Linked DNA regions of Homo sapiens: all the other regions are linked to region 1. Evidence: chromatin contacts called from ENCODE Hi-C or POLR2A ChIA-PET data. All regions are on one chromosome and are shown on one strand. Each heading gives the region's core, a stretch centred on a gene start or an enhancer-like site at or near the end of the contact. The rest is flanking DNA. Distances are from core to core; before and after follow the strand shown.

The links. Hi-C counts contacts between places; a loop is a spot of excess contacts on that map. ChIA-PET counts read pairs that join two places held with the same protein, here RNA polymerase II (POLR2A). Pooled maps may share reads with other maps.
Region 2: a loop to region 1 is called in a map of endothelial cell of hepatic sinusoid, with 4 times the contacts of the local background. The contact joins two enhancer-like sites. A Hi-C loop is called at or near these places in 1 of 168 maps with a recorded cell type or tissue (endothelial cell of hepatic sinusoid), 1 of 37 single-sample maps with no recorded cell type and 3 of 50 pooled maps. POLR2A ChIA-PET finds 5 or more read pairs at or near these places in 3 of 52 experiments (GM12878, H1 and OCI-LY7).
Region 3: a loop to region 1 is called in a map of PC-9, with 7 times the contacts of the local background. The contact joins two enhancer-like sites. A Hi-C loop is called at or near these places in 2 of 168 maps with a recorded cell type or tissue (PC-9 and endothelial cell of hepatic sinusoid), 1 of 37 single-sample maps with no recorded cell type and 6 of 50 pooled maps. POLR2A ChIA-PET finds 5 or more read pairs at or near these places in 5 of 52 experiments (BJ, CD8-positive, alpha-beta memory T cell, WTC11 and 2 more).

Annotation. Positions count from the first base shown.
Region 1 is chr4:26,217,358-26,219,931 of GRCh38, reverse strand. All of the region lies in intron 1 of LOC124900690 (a long non-coding RNA gene), which reads left to right. It also overlaps a transcript of RBPJ not described here. Among named protein-coding and RNA genes, the nearest start is that of RBPJ, 100 kb to the left of the region's middle. RefSeq lists an enhancer at 1,703-1,762. Within about 2 kb of position 1,284, at least 7 of the 41 ENCODE cell types and tissues checked have a DNase peak (open chromatin) inside an H3K27ac peak, as active enhancers do.
Region 2 is chr4:26,130,575-26,133,148 of GRCh38, reverse strand. It overlaps a transcript of RBPJ not described here. Among named protein-coding and RNA genes, the nearest start is that of LINC02357, 61 kb to the right of the region's middle. Within about 2 kb of position 1,293, at least 2 of the 41 ENCODE cell types and tissues checked have a DNase peak (open chromatin) inside an H3K27ac peak, as active enhancers do.
Region 3 is chr4:26,287,473-26,290,046 of GRCh38, reverse strand. LOC105374542 (a long non-coding RNA gene) reads left to right here. Exons shown (of 2, transcript XR_925508.3): 2 at 1,598-1,894. It also overlaps a transcript of RBPJ not described here. Among named protein-coding and RNA genes, the nearest start is that of RBPJ, 32 kb to the left of the region's middle. RefSeq lists a silencer at 1,133-1,182 and an enhancer at 1,353-1,402. Within about 2 kb of position 1,271, at least 8 of the 41 ENCODE cell types and tissues checked have a DNase peak (open chromatin) inside an H3K27ac peak, as active enhancers do.

The DNA.
Region 1 (2,574 bases), core at 35-2,534:
TGGTGGTGGGTGCCTGTGGTCCCAGCTACTTGGGAGGCTGAGGCAGGAGAATGGCATGAACCCGGCAGGTGGAGCTTGCAGTGAGCCGAGATTGTGCCACTGCACTCCAGCCTGCGTGACAGAGTGAGACTCCGTCTCAAAAAAAAACAACAACAACAACAAAAAAAACCTGACTCTGCCATATACCAGTTAATGTGACTTGGATTTAGTCATTTTAACCTGTTTCTTTGTCTGCAAAATATGGATGATATCAGCACCCACCTACCTCAGGGGTTTTTAACAGTATTAAAGGGGTTCAGATATGGAAATGCTTATGACAGCCTTTGCTACACAAAGAGTTCACGTTCACTTTTTATTCATAGGGACTTCGGATGCTCGACTCAGTTCTTGTATAGCTGAAGCTTAGAGAAGTTAAATAATGAAGGTTAGAAGCAGCTAGTCAGCTACAGAACTGGAACTTGAACTCTTATCCCTCTACCCCAGTGCCTGGAGGCTTAACCATCCCATTCCTCAGTGACAGGAGATAGCACCAACATATTTTCCTTGATTCACAAAGTATTTCTGTCCTGATCCATGTTTTCCAAGTATTCCGCCCTGATCCTTGTCACAATCACCATGCTTGAGGTTAAGAAAACAACAAACATCATCATCCCCAGGTAACCTTGCCACCCCCAATAAGACTCGTGGCTGGTAGGCTGGTGGGCAGAGCTTCCTCTGGTGACATAACGAAGGGTCCAGAACTGGTTCTCCCTCCATCTGACCCCAAACCTGAATTTCCACCATAAAACAATCCTGCCCTTATTTCCCTTTGACTCATTTTTTTTCTTCTAAATTTACTTCCTCTTACGGTATTGCTTCCCTTTTTGAAAAATGCTTGTAATTCTTTTTGGGACAAGGTGGGTTATAAATACACTCATTAGCTTCCATGCTGGGGACTAGGGGCTGGATAGCCCTGAAGAGGCTCAGGCTGGGGCCTCCACCCTAGGTCTGTGTCTCTTGCAGGAGCTCTGGAGAGAAGGCCTGGTACTGAGAGGCAGGGTAATCAATTTCTCCTCAGTGCTGAGGCCTGTTTCTCGTTAGGGCCCTGGCTCCACGTGGCTCTGTGCCCTCCCTGCCCCACCCCCATACATGCTATTCCAGGCTCTGAGCACCCAGCCACGGCTTATTTTCCTGCCATGATGAGGGTTAAACAGCGAGTGGTTATTGAATGCCTGCTGTGTGCAGAGACCAGGCTGGGGACCACAGTGGCGAGGCCGAGGGGGTATGGCAGGAGAAAAGAAAGGCCCAGCCCTTGGGGATTTGCACGCCTGGCACAGACAGCAACAGCGACAGCCACAGCCACAACAGTAATAACAACAGTGTGGCAAGAGGACCAACTAGGAACCAGTAGAATGGCAGGCTCCAGAGCTGTGACCCTGTCTGACCCATGAGTACGTCCTGGTAGGAATGTTCACACTTTAGTGCTTTGGGGATTAGGTACCCTTCGGGGGGTAGAGGGGATGGGATGTGAGCAGGACCATGCATTTTGCTCCTCAGTGCCCATCAGGGTGTCTCCTGGGGAGTTTCCTCAGGCGGCCACGGTTCTGGAATGGACTTTCACTTCTGTCTTTATAGTCATCTGCTCGGTTCTCTTGGTTACATCACTGAGAATCTGTCTCTGATTATTTCCCCATCAACAACAGAGAGTCTGTGTTTGCACGTACCCACCGGCGACAGCTGGGTGGATAACGGCACCCTGATTGCCTTCGCATAGGGTCTCCCAACCCAGATCCTCACATGAACAAAGACAAAACTGTGGCCCTGGGTTTGCTCAAGGTCACACAATGAGAAACAATGTGAAGTGGGACTTGGATCTTCTTGTTCCCTGTGCGGGGCTCGTGGAAAATCAACATTGCTCCTAGCAAGACGGTCCTGCTGCATTTTAATAAGGTGGAAATGCCCCGGTCTGTTTTGTTTTTCCTCTCTCTTTCCAAAACCTTTGAGCGCAGAGCTTCTTATCCACGAGTGTTTACTGAACACGTCTATGTCTCTGGCACTTGCGAAGCCCTGTAGGAGCTACAGAGATCTAAAGACCTGTTTCGCAGGGACTGTCCAAACCCAGGTCTGACTCTGAAGACAGCCCCAGCTACATAGCAGGTTGGATCTTGGGAGGGAATTTAGAAGTTTTTTTGTCATAGTGGAAGGAATTGGATAAAAATTCCAAATACTCGGTTTGCATTTTTGTTGTTTTTTTCCAACTGGGCAGCATTTCCACCCACTTTGGGTTTTATATTGAGTGCAAACAGCGCTGCCAAGAGGCAATGTTCTACCTTCAAATCAGGAGGCCGCTTCACAGTTCTGAACCCTGGGGTAGCTGCTTCTCATGACCTTCCAAGTTGCTGGGCATTCAGATTCTAGAAACGTAATTGGGCTTTCGGGGTCTGCTTGCATCCTCCTGGCTAAAATAGCTCAGGCCATAAAAATACCAGAATGAGAATACTTGCAGCAACCTCACATCCACATATTCCAAGCAGAGGCCATTAAAACCTCCACATGACACTGGTGCTGCTCTTCAATGCCACAGGAGCACACAGC
Region 2 (2,574 bases), core at 44-2,543, 87 kb after region 1:
CTGGTGCATGTGCAAGGAAATGGTTTGGCCAGAGAGGACACCTGCCTGGGTCACACCGAGGTTTCACCTCAGGGCAGGCACCTCTGGTGGCCTCAAGGTGGAGCTGAAGCTCAGGTGTGACCTGGTTTGGGAAAGACGTAGGAAGGCTCATGGAACCCAAAGGGAGGTGGCTCTTGGCTTTTCTGCCACAAAGGGAGGCAGAGCTACCAATAACAGTACGAAAACCCACCTATGATGGAGCAGGGCCTTAGGGATTTAGAAGCACAGACACGGGCTTTCTGGTTGTTAGGTAAGGACCCTGCCCCCTCTTGCATCAGGGCTGGGATGTGGGGTGGGGGGGTTGAGAAGTAAAGAGTAACAGAAAAGAGGCCCCAGAGAAAGAAGTTGGTTACACCCCAGTGACAGTGGTTTTGTTTTGTTTTGTTTTTGAAGCAGTTTTTGCTCCAAATCTTTACTTTTAGACTGTAGGGCTAAGTCAGTCCTCTGAGGCTATGGCCAGCGAAGACCCAGGGGTTTCCTGGAAGAAAAGGGTATATGAGTCCTGGGGCAGAGAGAGAGGTACAGTGCAGCGGGAGGGCAGGTGGTCCCAGTGGCTCCCAGCTTCCACAGCCAAGGGTGGGGCCTCCCAGAAGCCTCAAACCCACACTCCTGGGCAGACAGCTCTGGAAGGAGCAGGTGCCATGAGCAGCTCTGGGAGGAGCAGGTGCCATGAGCAGCTCTGGAAGGGAGCTCAGGTGGGCACACCTGGGGGTGGCTGAGCCCACCCTAATTAGGCTCAAGGTCCAAGAGATACAATAATTGTCTGATGCTGGGGGAAGAGGGTTCTTACTGAGTTTCTTAAAGTGGGGCCCAAGGGTCCTTGAGTGCCTGCAGGTGAATCTTGGAGTCCACAGAGTCTCTGTGAGAATATTTAAATTTTGTGTTTTCATATGGATGGTGACCTAAAAAAATAGTTAGTCAGTCTAAGCATAGACTGGGTCATATGAATTAGAGACCTTCAAACTTTTTTTTTTTGGCAGCCACCCACAGAAGGAATCCATCTTACACAGTGGCCCAGTTTCCGTCACTGATGTCCATGCACAAATAGAACTGACAGACAGCCAGTCTAGACCAGTCCAGGTGTACCAGTTGTGAAAATACTATAATACTCCAAACCACTTGAGAAATGGCTCTGAGCCTACGTGTCACCACCCTACCCCGCTAATAGTCTTGGTACTTCCTCGGGGATTGCCTTCAACTACCCCCGAAAGCACCCACCAGTGGTGGTGAGGGGAGAGGTGGGATCTATTGGTTTCCTGTGGCTGCTGTAACAAACAACCACAAATGGGGTGGTTTCAAAAACAGAATTCATTCTCTCCCAGCTTGGGAAGCCGCAAGTCTGAAGTCAGTTTCACTGGGTCAAAACCAAGGAGTCAACAGGGCCACCATTCTGTCTTGATCAAATCTCCCTCTGTCTTTCTCTTATAAGGATACCTGTGATTACATTTAGGGCCCACATGGATAATCCAGGAAAATCTATCCATCTCATTGTCCTTACTTTAATCATATCTGCAAAGACACTTTTTGCTTATAAAGCAACATTTGCAGGTTCCAGGGATTAGGACCTGATATCTTTTGGGGTCACTATTTAGCCTATTTCAGTGGGCTTCCACGGACCTTCCCCAGAAGCAATACTGGCATCTGTTTGGATTGGTTATGTGAGTGTGTGTGTCTGTGTGTGTGTGTGTAAAACAATTTTCTGAATACTTATTCTGACACCACGTAATACTTGATATTTTCTCTTTTCTGTAACATTTTTTAAAAAATTGCTTGTAACAGCTTACTAAATTGATCTCATGATGCAGGGATGTGACTGCATAGGGATGTGACCCAGTTTGAAAAACATGGCAACCACCTTGTAACCTAGTAACCTACTAGTGCCACAGCTTCCGCCGCCTGTGCTGTGTTTTTATCACAATGGCACTCAACCTAAATTATCACAGGCTAATGAGAAAAGAACGCAGGGAGCCTCGATATGTAAATGATGCGTTTCTGATAAGCTGAGGCCAGTTGGCATGTTGCACAAATGAAGACTAGACCGTAGCTTGGATGGCAGAAAAAGATGGGAGAATCAATCCTCACGTGGTACATGATGGCACAGGCATGCTAAGCTTAGAAGATCCCAAGCCATCGTGGCCCATGCCACAGTCACATTCCACGCCGAAATGTAATTTTAGCAGTTTCAAACAGCATCATCTGCCACATTAAATTAACACATTAAATTAATGAGGATTTTGTAGTGTTGCTTGTACTCTATTTGTAAGATTCATTTTTAAAAATCATGTGAGAGCTGTAAACCTAAGGATTTTTAAAAACCTGGTTTATATTTGTACATTTTCAGGTGATGAGATAAAAAGAAACATAATTCACATCAACTCTCACAGAGTGACGGTGGTAAAGGAGTGCACAGAATTTTTTTCTTCTCATAGAAAAAGGAGTAGATCATTGAAGTTTAGGAAACACTGTGGTGTTACGGGGAGAGTAATGGGAGTCGTGAATGTGGAAATACAGAGAGAAAATGAGTGAGAAAGAGAA
Region 3 (2,574 bases), core at 22-2,521, 70 kb before region 1:
AACTTATTTATTTTATATTTTTCTTTAACTTTATATTGGCATTCCTTGCTCTCTTTTAGCAAAGTCCTTAATTAATTGACAATATAGAATATTTATATTACAGGTAGGTACCTGTTACAAGATGCCAAGACAAATTAACAAGATTTAGCAGGTCATTCAAGCACTCTCACAACTCTGATACTTGAGAGACAGTCCACCAGACAGATCAACCTTCAATTCCTGTATATTCTCCAAGTTCTATGCCTTAATTTGGTAAAGACATTAGAGAGAAAGGTACCTGGGCCACCTTTCCTCAGCTTCTTCCTCAAATATATTAACCAACTTACAGGTGAGGTGTGTCCTCTGTTTACATTCAGGGTTAATATGAGTACATCTTTTGCAAGCGTGTGATTGAAGATACTGACCACAATGTTAAGCGGTATTAACTCTACACAACTCCACGTGATAAAGTCCTTCTTGAATTTAGCTTCAGGCAATGATAGCATGCATGCTCACTCTTGTCAGAAAGTGAAATCTCTGCAGCCTATCACGCTTCTCTTTTCACCTCTGCTGCCAGAAAGATCTGAACCAAATTTATTGCCAAGTGTTGTAATATGATCATTTCTGGTGCCTAGAATTATTTACTCCTTTTTCTTTTTCTTTTTTTTTTTTTTTTTTTTTTTGAGACCAAGTCTCACTCTGTCGCTGAGGCTGGAGTGCAGTGGTTTGACCTGCATACCACTCTCAGGTTCAAGTGGTTCTCCCACCTCAGCCTCCCAAGTAGCTGGGATCACAGGCACCTGCCACTGTGCCCAGCTAATTTTTGTATTTTTAGTAGAGATGGGGTTTCACTATGTTGGCCAGGCTGGTCTTGAACTCCTGACCTCTAGTGATCTGTCCACCTCGGCCTCCCAAAGTGCTGGGATTACAGGCATGAGCCACCAGGCCCAGCCCTACTCCTCTTTCTTTCTTAAACATTTTATTTGTAAACTGCTTCAAGTAATTTTGGAAGTATGTAAGTTAAACATAAAAAAATTTAATAAAATAGGTAAAAACAATTGGTAGGAAGTAAGGAATAGTCAATCTTCCTAATGAAACTTTTCTGTGCAAAGGCCTTCATGCCAAGTTTCTCATTTGAAGGATGGTGAAAAGGCCTTATGCTTTGTGCTGGGCTTAATCCCCAGCTATACAACTTACTTGTTAAATAACTGTACAAAAGTGACCTCGCTTCCATTTCCTCATTTTTAAGTGGGGATATTAATGCTGTTGTTCCACTGGGGGGTTGTGACAACCCAATGAGAAAACATGGGGAAATACTTTCTAAACAGTGAGTCACTCTAGAAATGTTGGTTGTTATAACTTCCCTGTCTTGCAGGGCTGAGCCACTCTAGTTTAAAGAATACGTGTTTGTGAGGGCTTTTAAAATAAACTCACAAATAAATTTGCAAGTTCTTTGATACTCCTTTCAAGAAGTGGAGCCTAATTCTTCTCTCCTAGGGTGTGGTCTGTAGTCAGTAACTGAGTTTTAGCGAATTCAATGTGGCAGCAGTGACAATGTGCAACCCGTGAGAATAAGTCATTACATGCATTGTGGCTTCCTCCTTGCTCTTGCTCTTAGATCACTCATTGCAGAAGAAGCCAACTGCCATGCCAGAGGGGCACTCAAACAGCTCTGCAAGGAAGTCCCTGTGATAAGCAACTGAAGACTCTGCCATCGGCCATGAGAGCGCCACCTTGGAAACAGATTCTTCAGCCTTAGTCAAATTTTCAGAAGACTGTATGTCCAGCCAACTTCTTGACTACAATCCCTTTATAGATCCCAAGCTAGAACCTCCCAGCTAAGCCACTCCTGGATTCCTGACCCTGAGAAACTCTGTGAGAGAATAAATGTTTATTCTTGCCTTAAGCTCCTAAATTTGGAGGTAATTTGTTACTCAGTGATATGTAATTAAAAATGTCTGTAGTTATCTACCCATCCTTTTGGAGAGCACTACTGAGGACTAATATCAGACTTTATACTCTTCCCAGATGTTATCATTGAAGGATATTCAAGTACTCAAATATCTTAGGATCATTGAGTGGGAAATCACCTCAGAGTCATGTGCAGTTTCCTCATTTTGCAGATGCAAATGCAGAGAAGCAGAGAGAGTTCAATGAGATGCTCAAAGACATTTAAATAAATGACAAAATTAGGCCTAGACCCTTCCCTGGTCTTCTTCTATTGGAGTTCTTCTTTCTCCTTCTTTCTCTTTCCCTCCCTCCCTCCCTTCCTTCCTTCCATCTTGCCTGCCTGCCTGCGTTCTTCTGTCCTGCCTTCCTGCCTTCCTCCCTCCCTTTCTCGTTTTCTTCTTTCTTTCTCTTTCTTTTCTTCCCTCCTTTCCTTCCTTTCCTTTCTTTTCTTTTCTTCTCTTTTCTTCTCTTCTCTGCTCCTCCCCTCCCCTCCCCTCCCCTCCCCTCCCCTCCCCTCCCCTCCCCTCTCCTCTCCTGTCCTTTCCTTTCCTTTCCTTTCCTTTCCGAGGCAAGGTCTCACTTTGTCAGCCAAGCTGGACTGCAGCAGCATGATTACAACTTACTGTAGCCTCCATCTCCCTGACT